2 separate regions of the Mus musculus genome follow, and region 2 is linked to region 1. Evidence: chromatin contacts called from ENCODE Hi-C or POLR2A ChIA-PET data. All regions are on one chromosome and are shown on one strand. The core of a region is the stretch at or near the end of the contact, and the rest is flanking DNA. Distances in the headings are between cores, read along the strand shown.

Region 1 (6,801 bases), core at 608-3,107:
TCCTGACCGTGCCTACAATAGCTGCTACAGTGCAGGTGAGAACTGTGGGCTCCGTGGAGTGTTGATATGAGGTAGCAGAGCTGACTTGGAGTGGGGAGTTAGACCAGAGAGTTGGGAACGGGGGTGGAGAGGCAAATCTGAAGACTCAAGAACAAGATGCCAAAGTCCTTGCAGGGAGAAAAGGCACCCGCCTATGAACAACTAGGTTCGTGCCTATAATCCCACATATGAAGCCCATGTGATAGGTTAGCCTAAAGTTCAAGGTCAGCCTAGGCTACAGAGTGAGACTGCCTTCAAAATTCAACAAAGCCAGTGAGACCGCTCACTTAGGAAAGTAACTTGCTCCATCCCTTACATCTCACCTCCTGGGTTTGATTCCGAGAACCCACAGAGCAAAAGGAAGGAACCAACTCTCAAGCTGTCTTCTGATCTCCACACATGCACATGTTCCCCAACAAAAAACTGAAAACATAAAATCAAAATGGAGGAGGGGCTGGAGCAGGCAGAACGAAGCGTCTGAAATGTTTTTTTCCCCCACCCTCAGGTGTCTTTCATTTACATCAAGGGGATATTATCACTGTCAAAATTCCACGGGCAAACGCAAAACTTAGCCTTTCTCCGCATGGAACATTCCTGGGGTTTGTGAAACTATGATTGTTATAAAGGGGGTGGGGATTTCCCATTCCAAAAACTGGCTAGACAAAGGACAAGGAACGGTCAAGAACAGCTCTCCATGGCTTTGCCTTGACTGTTGTTCCTCCCTTTGCCTTTCCCGCTCCCACTATCTGGGCTTTGACTCCATGGATATTAAAAAAGTAGAATATTTTGTGTTTATCTCCCACACAGCCCCAAATTCTTTTGTTGTGTGTGCGAAGGGGGTTTTGCGCACTGTGCCAAGCCTTGTCCACTGGAATGCATCCAGAACAGCAGCACCATCTAGCGGCAGGTTGAGGAAAGACTATGGTCTCTGCTAGGGAAAACCTTATCCAACTCTTCAAGTACCCTCTGCTTCAATTAACAAGAAGCCCGGCTTTCAGTATTTCACCTATTGCGTCCAAATTCTTGTTACTATCTAGAAAAAGATATATGTTAGGTGCCTCGATATGCATGCCATTCATCCTCCCCATTCTCCTATACACTTCCGAGCTGGGCACTGAGCTTTACGCCTTAAATCACAGTACTCGGGAGGCAGATCTCGATGAGTTCGAGGCCAACTTGGTCTAAATAGTGAGTTCCAGGCCACCCAGGGGTTACAATGGTGAGACCCTGTCTCAAACAAACTAACAAACAAATAAACGAAAGGCTCTCCACGATCAGACTGGTATCCGGGAAGTTTGTATGTACTGGACGCCCTGGCACACCGGTCGTGTCTCACTATTTAATCACGCCCTGCTTAAAGTTTTTGTTTTTTTTTCTTTTTTCGTTTTTTGAGACAGGGTTTCTCTGTGTAGCCTTGGCTGTCCTGGAACTCACTCTGTAGACCAGGCTGGCCTCGAACTCAGAAATCCGCCTGCCTCTGCCTCCCAAGTGCTGGGACTAAAGGCGTGCGCCACCACGCCCAGCTGTTTTTTGTTTGTTTGTTTGTTTTTAAAAACAAAGCCCTCAAAACCCAATGTTCGGCCTCCGTTTTCCTAAGCGCCTAGCTTTGGTCCAATCCTTGCGGGGCCCCTGACATTCTGGCCATGCACTGGGAAGCCCACTAGATCACCCAAAGCTCAGGCCACGGAAGAGCAGGGAGTACCGTGTGGCTGCGACGTAGAGCGTGAGGCTAGGCGCGACACGCAGGCGTAAAAGAGCGAGCCGTGGGACTGCCACACGCGGCAAGCCAGGCGACTGTGCGCAGGCTCGGCTCCGCGTAGAGCTCGAGGGCGGGACCGTCCGGTGGCCTAGACGCGCTGAGGTAGGCGGGACTGAGCACGAGCCGGCGCTGCTCGCCGGGTGTGACGCACTAATTGCGCGCCGCCATCGGCGGTGGGCCTGGGGCTCGCGGGAGGGGAAGGAGGAGGAGGGGTGGCGGCGGTGCTGGAGGTGGAGGTGGAGGTGGAGGCTAGAGCCGCGCTAGAGGCGGCCGCAGTGGGGCGGCACGAGCATTGGCTTCGTGAATTGAGACGGCTCCGCCTGAGGATAGCAGGAGTGGCGGGGTCGCCGCCGTCCGAAAGATGAGCCGGAAAGCCTAAGTCGGAGACAGCCGCCTTGGGGCCCGTGTGCCCGGCTTCCCCGCTCCTGGTGAGGACGCCCCTTCCCCTCCCCCCGCCCTTGTGGCCTCTTCCATTTCTGGTCTTCGCTCGCACCTAACTGGGCCCAGGAAGCCCTTTAAAGGACTTAAGACTGTTGTGTGCCGAGTCGCCCGAGCTTTCAAACTATACTGGGGCCGGGAAGCGATCAGGTCTCCTGGGAGAAGACTGGAGAGGGGCCGGTCTGCCTGGCCCCCACGGCTCCGTTCTGTCCCATCTCCTTAATTCGGTCGCTAAGCACCGATTCGGTTCGCTTGCAGTTTTCTTCAACGTTTCCTCTCATCACTCCATTTCCTGAGCCATTGCCCTCGCACCACCCTCCCCCATACCTGAGACGTGTGTGTTCCCCCCCTACCCCCATATCATTCCAGGGCGAAAGGGAACTTCCCACAGGGGACCAAAGTTTTCCTGGTGAAAGTTGTCTTCCCAGGTACCTGTGTCTGGGTTCCTGTGCTGAGCCATCTCTCTTAGCAAAACAGCCTTCAGACTTGTCCCAAGGACATCCATAGTAGCATTAAAGCTGAGCCTGGAAATACTGGGTTTCACCCAAAGAGCTTAAAAATAAAATATCTAAGGCCTACCAGTCAGTCATTTTCTTTTGTCTTCTCTACCTGGACAAGGGACGAAATGATGGCAGAGTCAGTTCCTTCTGGACGAGGTTGGCTGGGAAGAGCTGAAGTTATGAGTTTTTAGATTTGTCTTTAGCTGTATCTGAGATTAGAGGGACAATGCTGAAGAACAGTTCCGATCTTGGAGAAAGGAGTAGGGTGTCCTCAGTTGGATAATCAAACTTTTGTTTTACAGGGTACTGAAAGATGAAAGAGACTATACAGGGGACCGGGTCTTGGGGGCCTGAGCCTCCGGGACCCGGCACCACTTACTCAAATCCCAGGCGAGAGCGTCTTCGTTGGCCCCTACCCCCTAAGCCCCGGCTCAAGTCCGGTGGTGGTTTTGGGCCAGATCCTGGGTCTGGGACCACAGTGCCAACTAGACGCCTCCCTGCCCCCCGGCCATCTTTTGATGCCTCAGCTAGTGAAGAAGAGGAAGAGGAAGAGGAGGAAGATGAGGAGGAAGTAGCAGCTTGGAGGCTACCCCCTAGGTGGGGCCAACTGGGGGCCTCCCAGCGCTCTCGAGCTCTCCGACCCTCTCATAGAAAAACCTGCTCACAGCGCCGGCGCCGAGCCATGAGAGCCTTCCAGATGCTGCTCTACTCAAAAAGCACCTCGCTGACATTCCACTGGAAGCTTTGGGGGCGCCACCGAGGCCGGCGGCGGAACCTCGCGCACCCCAAGAACCATCTCTCACCCCAGGAAGGGGGTGCAACGCCACAGGTGCCATCACCCTGCTGTCGTTTTGACTCCCCCCGGGGGCTACCCCCACCCCGGCTGGGTCTGCTAGGTGCTCTCATGGCAGAGGATGGGATGAGAGGGTCTCCACCAGTGCCCTCTGGGCCCCCCATGGAGGAAGATGGACTAAGGTGGACCCCAAAGTCTCCTCTGGACCCTGACTCGGGTAAGGTGGGAAATGGGAAGGGTGATGAGCCTGGAGCACCAGGAGTTTGTTGCCATGGTGAGCCTAAGAAAAGCAGAGCAAAGCTTCCAGAATATCCGTGAAATGATCTTAAGCCTTAATTTTTATTAATTAATTAATTAATTAATTTAGTTTTTTTTTTGAGACAGGGTTTCTCTGTGTAGTCCTGGCTGTCCTGGAACTCATTCTGTAGACCAGGCTGGCCTCGAACTCAGAAATCCGCCTGCCTCTGCCTCCCAAGTGCTGGGACTAAAGGCGTGCGCCGCCACCACCCGATTTAAGCCTTAATTTTAAAGGCCCGTCTAGGCACACACTAATCCTATGATTTTGGAGGCTAAGATGGAACAATTAATCAAGGCCCCACCTGGGCTGCAAAGAAAGATCCTATCTTGTGGGAGCTGGGGACTCTGATTTTTAGCAGGACTGATACCTGGGACACAGTGTTGGGAACATCTACATAAGTAGATGTCCTATGGTCTTCAGTGCAGATGACAAAGAGCTATCTATGCTCTAGGAAATCATGTTGTCCATTCTAAGGCTTTCTTCCTGCCGGAAAAAGGCCTAGACATGTGGATCTCCATAGGACACTCATGGTTCTTATGGAATATATCATTTGTAGATTTTAACATTTTTATTTAGAATATTTCCTCTTTGAGAACTCAAGCTAAAAACTTACCAACCTTACTACTACTGAGCCTTCCTCACTCACTGTGCACTGTTAGGTGGTAAGCAGATATTGGCAGCAGAGATTTCTGGTCTCCAAATCCTAGGCTTTTGCATTCTTCCTCTTTTTTGAAGATGACCTACTACTTTTTCTTCTTCTTCTTCTTTTTTTTTTTTTTTTTAATAAACTCTGGCTGTCCTTACATTAGGCGCGCACATATGTGTGTGTGTGTGTGTGTGTGTGTGTGTGTGTGTGTGTGTGTGTAGGGTGGTGGTGTCTGTATTCCATAAGGTTTCCATTGCTAGACTCTGCTTCAGTCTGTGTTCTGTGGTCTTATCATTTGTATGCATTGGTTCTTTTACACGGCCAGTTTCTCATTCCTATTTCTGTGCTTTATAGGCCTCCTCTCATGTACTCTACCCAATGGTTTTGGGGGACTGTCTGGTCCTGAAGGGGAGCGCAGCCTGGCACCCCCTGATGCCAGCATACTCATCAGTAATGTGTGCAGCATTGGAGACCACGTGGCTCAGGAACTTTTTCAGAGCTCTGACTTGGGCATTGCAGAAGAGGCAGATCGGACTGGGGAGAAAGCTGGCCAGCATAGCCCCCTTCGGGAGGAACATGTGACCTGTGTGCAGAGTGAGTCTTCAGAAGACTTAGTCCCCTTCTGGCCAGCTTTTCCGATAGAGTCTAAAGGCCCCCGCTTACTCTCTCCTACCTCCATTAGGTATCTTAGATGAATTCCTTCAAACTTATGGCAGCCTCATCCCTCTCAGCACTGATGAAGTTGTAGAGAAGTTGGAGGACATTTTCCAGCAGGAGTTCTCTACACCCTCAAGGTGAGCACTGAGGGAGGGCTGAGACCTACCTTAGGTAGAGGAGAGAATGTGGTGGATTTGAGGAAGTAAGAGCTAGAGCTGCAGCTGAGGAAGCTGCAGACAAAGTGTCAAGCCCTGTAAGACAACTGGGGGGATCTTTATGTAGGACACTAAGAGACATTGAAAAGCTTGTCCATGAGCATTCTCGTGTCTCTTTGTGGGGAGTGGGAGACCATCGAAACAACCTGTGAAAAAGAAAAGTTGTTTTACATAGTTATTCTAGACAGTAGTAGTGGGTATTTCTGGCTGCTCCAGCCACATTAGCTCTTGTATAATTACAAAAATTTGGCCTATGCAGGAAGAGTCTGGTACTACAGCTGATCCAGTCTTATCAGCGGATGCCAGGCAACGCTATGGTAAGGGGCTTCCGGGTATCCTATAAGCGACACGTGCTCACCATGGATGACTTGGGTACCTTATATGGACAGAACTGGCTCAATGACCAGGTAAGAAGAGGAACATAAAAGAGCTTGAAAAGGCCTTTGGAGGGAGAGTGGATGCGTAAGGGAACCCTCCACCCCCATGCTACATCCTCCAGAGCAAATTGCCATTTTTTCCACAGGTGATGAACATGTATGGAGATCTGGTCATGGACACAGTCCCTGAAAAGGTAGGTCCAAGCACACTTTTTTGTTTTGTTTTTTTTCGAGGCAGGGTTTCTCTGTATAGCCCTGGCTGTCCTGGAACTCACTCTGTAGACCAGGCTGGCCTGGAACTCAGAAATTCGCCTGCCTCTGCCTCCCAAGTGCTGGGATTAAAGGTGTGTGCCACCACTGCGCGCCCCCCCCCCCCCCTTTGGCAGGATTTTTCTGTGTAGCCCTAGTTTTCCTGACCCAACACTAACCAGATTCTTTAGTCACCAGAACCTTTGCAATCCTGAGCAGTTTTTTTTTTTTAAAGTATTTTATGTATATGAGTACACTGTAGCTGTCTTCAGACACGAGAAGGGGGCATCTGATCCCATTACAGATGGTTGTGAGCCACCATGTGGTTGATTGGAATTAAAACTCATGACCTCTGGAAGAGCAGTCAGTGTTGGTAACCACTGAGCCATCTCTGCAGCACTCTGAGCAGTTTTCTCCTCCCTTTTCCTTTCCTTTTTATTTTTACTTTTTATTTTTTGGTAAACATCCATTTTCATCTCTTCTATTTTATATAGCCTAAGGTCTGCGGTTTGGAGGGGGAGATAGTAAGGGCTAATCTATTCATTTTAAATCTGTAAGCCAATCTGTAGTGTTTTCCTGTTTGGTTAAATTGGGACAGGAACTTATCTATAAAAGGTTAAAAAGAGTATGGTGGTATCCTTGGAGCCATTTCAGTTGGACACTATGAAGCAGTGTGTGGATTGGGAGGGTGGAATTGTGGGCAAGCTGAAGTCTTTCATTCTGTTCAGCTTCTTTGTGTCTTTGGCACAGGTGCATTTCTTCAACAGCTTCTTCTATGATAAACTCCGTACCAAGGGTTATGATGGGGTAAAGAGGTGGACCAAAAATGT
Region 2 (7,293 bases), core at 2,648-5,147, 300 kb before region 1:
ATGGACTAAGGAACTTCCACACTGTCAGCCTCTCCAGCAGGAGGCAAACACTGTGGGGCTGCTCTCACCACTGAGCCACCCAGCTCGAGAACTGTGCACCTACCAAGCTTCCGGTTTCTCAGGTATGACACACCTTGTTACTATTTTAATATAAGCTGAAACATATTTATTGATATATTTATATCCAATTGGCTCTGTTCATTTAGAGAACCCCAACTACCACACCAGCTTCTCACCCTCTCCTCTGGATCCCCCCTAAGCATCCACAAGTCTACACCGTCCTTTCACCAGGGAGTCGGAGCCGCCGTTAGCTCATGCACACTCACCACTTCTAAGAAGAAATCCACATGGGGCCTCTTATGTACAAAAAACCGGACTGGGTGTTTGTCTATTACCACCTGCAGAGGAACAGCAAAGAGGTAAGGGGACTCCTAAGCACTGCCACACTGGCCCTGCCCCGTGCCCACTCCCTACTTTTCTCCTTCTGGCTGACCCTGGTGCCAGGTCTTGCCAAGCCCTAACCCTAAACCTGGGAAGAGAGAGTTTATGTGTGGACACAGTGAGCACTGCCACAAACGTTCCATACTCTGCACACACCTTGAGGATGAAGTCGGGAGGTGTCCCAGGTCTCACTGTAGGCCTCAGCACCCCATCGTGGTGAGAGTGAATCAGGGTTTCGTCCAGATCCAGCACCAGGATCTTCCTCTTCACCTGGGCTGAACCACAATGGGAAGGAATGACACCGACCGACTGACCTCCAGCCCGAAGCCCTGCTTCACCTTCTTGTAGTCTTCCTGGCTGACATACTCACCTAGGCGATTCCGGGACAAAGGAGATAAGGGCAGGATATCATATCGAACAGTCTGATACTGAATTACCTAAGAATAATGAGAGACGAGAATTAGAATCCCTTCAAAGGAAATCCTCCTAATTATAATAATGGCAAATCCTGAATATTTACCATATGCTGGGCACTGGACATGATTAGAACCTCATATATAATCGTAACAGTGACAAGGGTGAAGTTCAGTAGTAGGACACTTATCTAACAGACAGTTAGGATCAATCTTGGTTCAGTTCCCAGCACCATGAAAACTAAACAACTCGTTAGGAACACTGTCACTACCCTTGTTTAAAGAACAAGGAAAGAGGTAACAAGGATTAAGCACCCCCATGCCTGGGACAGCACAGCTCAACTTATCCCCTTCATTAGAATGAAACCTCCATGAGAACGTGAGCTCCTCTCAGCCATGCCTAACTTTCCAGTGCCTCAAACACTGTACCAAGGATAATGACTTAACAGCAGAGTATTTCTTGGTGTGATATTATCCTGCTGAACTGAACAAGAAATAGACACACATACACAGCGCCACCAACCCTTCACCTCAAGGGCTCTTCATTGGTGACTCTTGTCATCTCTCATTGGGAACCAAGAACCTCAGACTCTTAGTGGGCAGAGAATAGCAATCAGGAAAGGAAGTCCTTGGATCACCGAGAGGAACAGTAGATGAGGGAATCCAGGGGTGTCAGGTCAGCTAAGTTCCTCTGGCTAGGGGCCACTGGGACTATTTTAACCAGCCACCTGTCTGCTTCTGTTTCTACTAGCCAAGTCACAAGTTGTAGTGAATCTCTGAAGAGCCTCTTTATCTTGGTGCCCAGGGAAATGTAGAAAGCATTAAAAAGTTCTACTTGCTAAGCTAACAGGCTAGCGAAAAGCCAGAGTGAGGTGAGGACTGTTGCAGAACGGTGGGGAGGGGACAGGGACAGCACCACCTTGAGCTTTCCAGCTCGCCTTCTCCAAGACTTCTCCAGAAGCCATTTCCTAATCCCTAGAGCTTCTACGCAAAGCCTGGCAATTCCCTCCTCTGCTCTTTTCTTCTAACATACAAATGCTCTTCAGTCCATCCTTAGGTCCTAAGCCACACAGTCCCTGCCTGAAAACCAAAAGGCCCACTCTTCTCTAATCCCAAGGCATCTGCCCTTCCTTTCTCCCTGAGCCTGTGAGGAGGGCTGAAACAGCTCGGGTGTCCTGCCCTGCTATCTCGGGTTGCACATGCTGGGCATGGAGGGAATGCTCCAAGTTTCTGCCAGAGAGGGCGTGGGGAAGAAACCAGCCTGGAAGGGAGGGGAGGACAAAAGGCTGTGGGGTCGGGGGATTTCTTACAGAAGAACGCAGTTTAGGAAGTCTTTCCATAGTTGGGCTGGACACTAGTCCCCACACTCAAAAATAAATAAATAGATAGATAAATAAATAAAGGAGCTGTGAAAAGAGGGAGGGTTCTCAGAGCAAGGTCAGAAAGAGGATGAGAGGTCAGAGCATAAAGAAAACCTCAGGAGTTAGGCCCACACCTGGCCAGCCTCACACACCCTATGGATCCTATTTTATCTCAGGAGACTAGGACTGCTTATAGCCACCATCCAAAATAATCCTCACCCTAAAGCAGGAAGTGGAAGAAATAAACAGACTGCTAGAGAAGGAACTGAAGTCCAAGCCACCTCAGTCACCTCTTCTACCAGAACCACCAAGGTCCTTCTGGGAATTCTGACCTGGGCTGCCAAAGCCTGCATGCTACTCAGTCATTTCCCCCCAGAATCTGACTTCAGGAGATTTACTCCAGAGGGCATGTTCATTAAGAAGTGATGGTAAGCCAGGCGTGATGGCGCACGCCTTTGATACCAGCACTGGGGAGGCAGAGGCAGGTGGATTTCTGAGTTCGAGGCCAGCCTGGTCTACAAAGTGAGTTCCAGGACAGCCAGGGCTGGGGGCAGGGGCGGCGGGGAGGAATGGTAGCTGAAACAATGTTTACCTTGGAGAAAAGCTTGAGGGAGAGAACCCAGAGATACCTGGGTTCATCCAAACAGTCTCTACACTCCAAGTATCCCTTCATAATCGCTAGAGTCGCCTGGAGAAACATGCCCACCTTCAGATGCAAGCTCTCCAGCTAACAGCCAGCTTGTCTAATGAGACACCCAACTTTAATGTGCATCTGACAACTAAAGATGCCTATTGGAAAAGCATCGTTTTCTGTCCCAGGGTCTTAATAATAAGCCCATACACACAAGCTAGAGAATTCCAGAGCCTTTTTGGAGGAGCTCCTTCACACCCAAGGCTTTTCCTCAAGTTCCAATTCCTGCTCCATATGCCCTTCTACCCACCCACACCACTGACAAAGGAGTCTGACTTTCAACAGGAGGGTCTTTCCAAAGCCCATATCAATAGTTCTGGCTACCAGCAAACAGGTGTTCCCGGCCTCTTCTTTCTTTAGCAACAACTCTAGCTTTCGTAAGGAGAGCACCATTCTAGCCCCCGAGAACTGCCAAATCCTATCCCATTTAGGCAGATTAAGAAAGAAAGCAAACCCAGTAAAAATCATGGTTCTTTTATTAAGGGCTGAACCTTGCTTAAAGGTGTCCTACTTCTCCAGCGGGTAAAGCTCTGGCCAAGGCTCCCTTCCTAGGCCCAAAGCAGAGGCCCAGCACTATCCAAAATTCCGCGAGCACCGCGGACAGAGGACCCCACCACTGGCAGCACCCAAGCAAACTCACCGTGCGGATCTGCCTCCGCAAAAGGTAAATAAAGAAGCTCCAGAGCTTGGCGGCGAAGGCCACGAACGTGCGCAGCCCCAGCAGACACTGCGTCCGCATCATCCCGATGACCCCGGCACCGCCGGCCCCGGGGCCCCCGCGGCCCAGCTCCGCCAGCCCCCCGGGGGCAGCCCCCCGCCGCAGGGAGGGGGAACGGGGGCCCCGAGCGGCAGGAGAGGCTGCAGAGATGAGCACGGAGTGGGTGGCTTAGAAAGCCACCCCCAGCGAAGGGAAAGCCCAGCGGAACCGGGAACTGGGGGACTGGCGTGGGCAGCCCGCGGGGGCCCACATGAGCGGGAAGTGGCACCGACGACTTCGCGTGGGCTGCAGGCCGAAACAGGTCGGGCTAGGACAGGGTCCTCTGAGACCAGGAGGGAAGGGGATGGAGAATTGGGGGAGGGGGCAGTGGGGGAGGGGGCTAGGGAAAAGGGAGGGAGGGAGATGGGAGGGGAAGGGGGAAGCGAAGGGTGGCCTTCTGCGCAGGCGCGCTAGGGGTCTGCCCCGGGAAGGGGGCGGGCGGGGGCGGCGGCGGCGCGCGGTGGGCCGCGGCGATTCTCGGGGGCCCCCTGGGCGCAGGAGCTGGGGAGGAGGGGGAGGGGGAGCCGAAGGGCACGGATCGCTGGGCCGGAGTGGCCTCCCCCTCCCCGAGGTCAGGATCGCTTAGCCGCTGAGGAGCGGGGCTGCAGCCTCTGCAGCTAGGCTTCCCACTCTGACAGGCGCCATTTTACCGCCCAAAGGGCTCCCTCCTCTCTTCCCTCCTCCTCTTCCCCTCTGACATTACTTCCGGTAGTGACGTGTATTCACTTCCCCGGGATTGCTGTTTCCCTCAATTCATTCTGAGGAGGGAGGGGAAAGTTAAGGAAAGCTCTCTGCTCTGACCCCGGGGTGCAGCGTTACGCACGCGCACTAGGTTACTGCGGGGCGGGACCTGGAGAGAAGCCAGGCGCCGTGTGGGCGGGGCCGAGTGACATCATTTATTCCCAGGTTCGAACCTTCTTCGGGATTGGAGCTCGTGAGACCTCTGTCCTTGTCCCCATCCCACTGATAACTGTTCCAACGGCCCTTCTGGCTCCAGTCATGGTGCAAGAGTAGATTAAGGATGTTGTCTCTAGGACTGTGTACAGAGACTCTGGAGCGGCCCCTCCGTGTAAGCCCCCTGAGAATACGGAGCATAAAAAAACCAGGCTCCTCTTTCCGGACTTTGCGGTCCTTTAAGGTTGGAAGCAATCGTAAGTGCCCCGCCTCCTCGGTGGTGACGACATCAGAAGGCGTCCTGAGGCGTCAGAGATGCTGGACTCGTTGTTGGCCATCGGTGGTTTGGTGCTTTTGCGAGGTGAGGGATCAAGGCATGCGGTGGTAGCCTTGGGCTTGGCTGAAGGAGCGGGAGCCTGGAGGACCCGCTGGGGATGGATACCCAGCTAGGGGTGGAAGTCGTGGTCGGAGCCCTGAGGGCTCAGTAGGTCTCACCCATCCTTGGCTCTCCCCAGATTCCGTGGAGTGGGAAGGGCGTAGTCTCCTGAAGGCTCTTATCAAGAAATCTGCACTTCGGTGAGTTAGCCCACAGTTTCTCCTCTCCTTCCCGGAAAGGGAGCCGGTACCCCCACTCTTCAATATATTTCCTTCATCTCTGCCTTAGTGGGGAGCAGGTCCACGTTCTGGGCTGTGAAGTGAGCGAAGAAGAGTTTCGCGAAGGTTTCGACTCTGATGTCAACAGCCGGTGAGTATACATTAAAACAGGTTTCATTCGGACTACAGCTGCTAAGGACGTCTCTTCAACAGACAGCACAGAATCTCATACTGTGGAGAAACTGGTATCGTAGGGTTTGGAACAGTAAAAATTAAAAGACTAGCGAGATGGGTTTTTTTTAGAGACTTTAGCACCAGCTTGCCGGCTTGACTGAAGGGACATGAATGAGGCTGTTGCTCACTCAACAAAAGAGAGCAGTAAACGCTTAGATAGTTTGCTGTATATACATAAGCATTCTGGCTTTAATGTTTGCACGTTAATGCATAGTCAACCAAGAAACACTTGAGTTTCTTCTAAAGTTGATGTCATCATCTTTTATATAAGTGTCCTTGGAGTTGGTTTGTTCTAGGCCTTATTATAAGGCTCAAGACTATAGATGCTAGAATTGAACTGAAAACACAAGGCAGGATAAAGGAACATACTAATTCCAAAGAGTAGTAGGCTAAATTAACCTTTGGATAGAACTTTTTTGCCCATTTTATTTTATTTTTCTCAGAAAAGGACATTTTGTTTTTTGGTTGTTGTTTTTTTTTTTTTTTAATTGATCTCATTATGGGGCGGATCTCATTATGTGGTGTAGGCTGCGTTACAACTCACTGTGTAGTCCACAGTAACCTCTTAACTCCCAGCCTCATATCCTGCCTCATCCTCCCCTATGCTGTGACTATGTTACATGCCACATGTCCAATTTATAAGATTTCTTCAATTTAAAAAAATGGCATAAGATCACTGTAATAGCACACACTTTTTTGGGCTTTATGAGACAGGGTTTCTCTGTATAGCCCTGGCTGTCCTAGAACTCTGTAGACCAGGCTGGCCTCTGCCTCCCTACTGCTGGGATTAAAGACGTGCGCCATCACGGCTGGCAATAGCACACACTTTTAATCCCTGCATTCAAGGGAGATACAGGCATATCTCTCGAATCTGAAGCCAGCCTGGTCTACAGAGAAGAGTTCCACACCAGTTAGGGCTACATAGTGAGAGTGTCTCTAAATAAATAATAAACATAGAGCAAATACATCTTATTCTTTAAAAGGCACAAATAACCACAGTTATCTAAATAATTGTTTCCTTGAGATGTTTCCACAATTATCTGCTAGAAAGACAAAATTACTTTAAAAGCTTTGTTTTGCTTCTTTGCTTTTATCTTTTGTGTGTGAGTGTTTTGCCTATATTTGTGGGCCGGGGTATGTCTTGGTGTTTGCAGAAATCAGAAGAGTGCTCTGCCAGAGGTCCTGAGTTCAATTCCCAGCACCCACATGGTGGCTCACAACCATCTGTAATGGGACCTGATGCCCTCTTCTGGTGTGTCTGAAGATAGCTACAGTGTACTTATACACACAAACACATATGTATACATACGTATGGTTTTCTTTTTAAGATTTATAGATTTTATGTATATGGGTGCTTTATCTGCATATACACCTGTGTGTCAGAAGAGGCCATCAAATCTCATTATAGATGGTTGTGAGCCACCATGTGGTTGCTGGGAATTGAACTCAAGACCTCTGGAAGAGTAGCCAGTGCTCTTACCCAATGAGCCATCTCTCCAGTCCCAAAATAAACAGTTTTTTAAAATGACTAACATGTCTAAAGTGCTGAAGTGAGTGGAGTCTAATTCAAGAATTGAAGTAAAGAGACTCGTGTGGTTTGAAGACAGGATACCAAGCCTTCATCTTATTTGCATTATGTGTAGAATCCAGTGAAGAATTCGTGTGTTTAGCAAAATTGATCTTTAGATCTTTTTTTTTCCATTTTTTATTAGGTATTTAGCTCATTTACATTTCCAATGCTATACCAAAAGTCCCCCATACCCACCCACCCACTCCCCCTTTTTGGCCCTGGCGATCTTTAGATCTCTTAACTGAGCAGTGGTGGCCAGTGCTTTTGGTTTGGTTTGGTTTCGTATGTTTTTTCAAGACAGGGTTTCTCTGTGTAGTCTTCAGTGTATTGTAGTCCTC

The links. A loop is a pair of places that touch in the nucleus more often than their neighbours do. ChIA-PET counts read pairs that join two places held with the same protein, here RNA polymerase II (POLR2A).
Region 2: POLR2A ChIA-PET joins it to region 1 with 10 read pairs in Patski. The contact joins the promoter of Elp5 here to the promoter of Tnfsf13os in region 1. A Hi-C loop is called at or near these places in 1 of 37 maps with a recorded cell type or tissue (heart). POLR2A ChIA-PET finds 5 or more read pairs at or near these places in 1 of 5 experiments (Patski).

Annotation. Positions count from the first base shown.
Region 1 is chr11:69,677,088-69,683,888 of GRCm38, reverse strand. Tnfsf13os (tumor necrosis factor (ligand) superfamily, member 13, opposite strand) reads right to left here and starts at 1,857. Exons shown (of 3, transcript NR_166809.1): 1 at 1,742-1,857. Senp3 (SUMO/sentrin specific peptidase 3) reads left to right here and starts at 1,919. Exons shown (of 11, transcript NM_030702.4): 1 at 1,919-2,226; 2 at 3,039-3,746; 3 at 4,828-5,067; 4 at 5,156-5,267; 5 at 5,605-5,752; 6 at 5,869-5,916; 7 at 6,722-6,799. The coding sequence starts at 3,050. Tnfsfm13 (tumor necrosis factor (ligand) superfamily, membrane-bound member 13) reads left to right here. Exons shown (of 13, transcript NM_001159503.2): 12 at 1-35; 13 at 545-1,312. The coding sequence ends at 654. It overlaps Tnfsf13 (tumor necrosis factor (ligand) superfamily, member 13), which reads left to right. Exons shown (of 6, transcript NM_023517.2): 5 at 1-35; 6 at 545-1,312. The coding sequence ends at 654.
Region 2 is chr11:69,977,839-69,985,131 of GRCm38, reverse strand. It overlaps Elp5 (elongator acetyltransferase complex subunit 5), which reads left to right and starts at 3,897. Exons shown (of 9, transcript NM_018740.2): 1 at 3,897-3,925; 2 at 4,570-4,918; 3 at 5,073-5,133; 4 at 5,222-5,302. The coding sequence starts at 4,873. It overlaps Ctdnep1 (CTD nuclear envelope phosphatase 1), which reads right to left and starts at 3,964. Exons shown (of 8, transcript NM_026017.2): 1 at 3,547-3,964; 2 at 812-878; 3 at 598-716; 4 at 327-398. The coding sequence starts at 3,648. It overlaps Gm51904 (a long non-coding RNA gene), which reads left to right. Exons shown (of 3, transcript XR_003949710.1): 2 at 1-122; 3 at 207-601.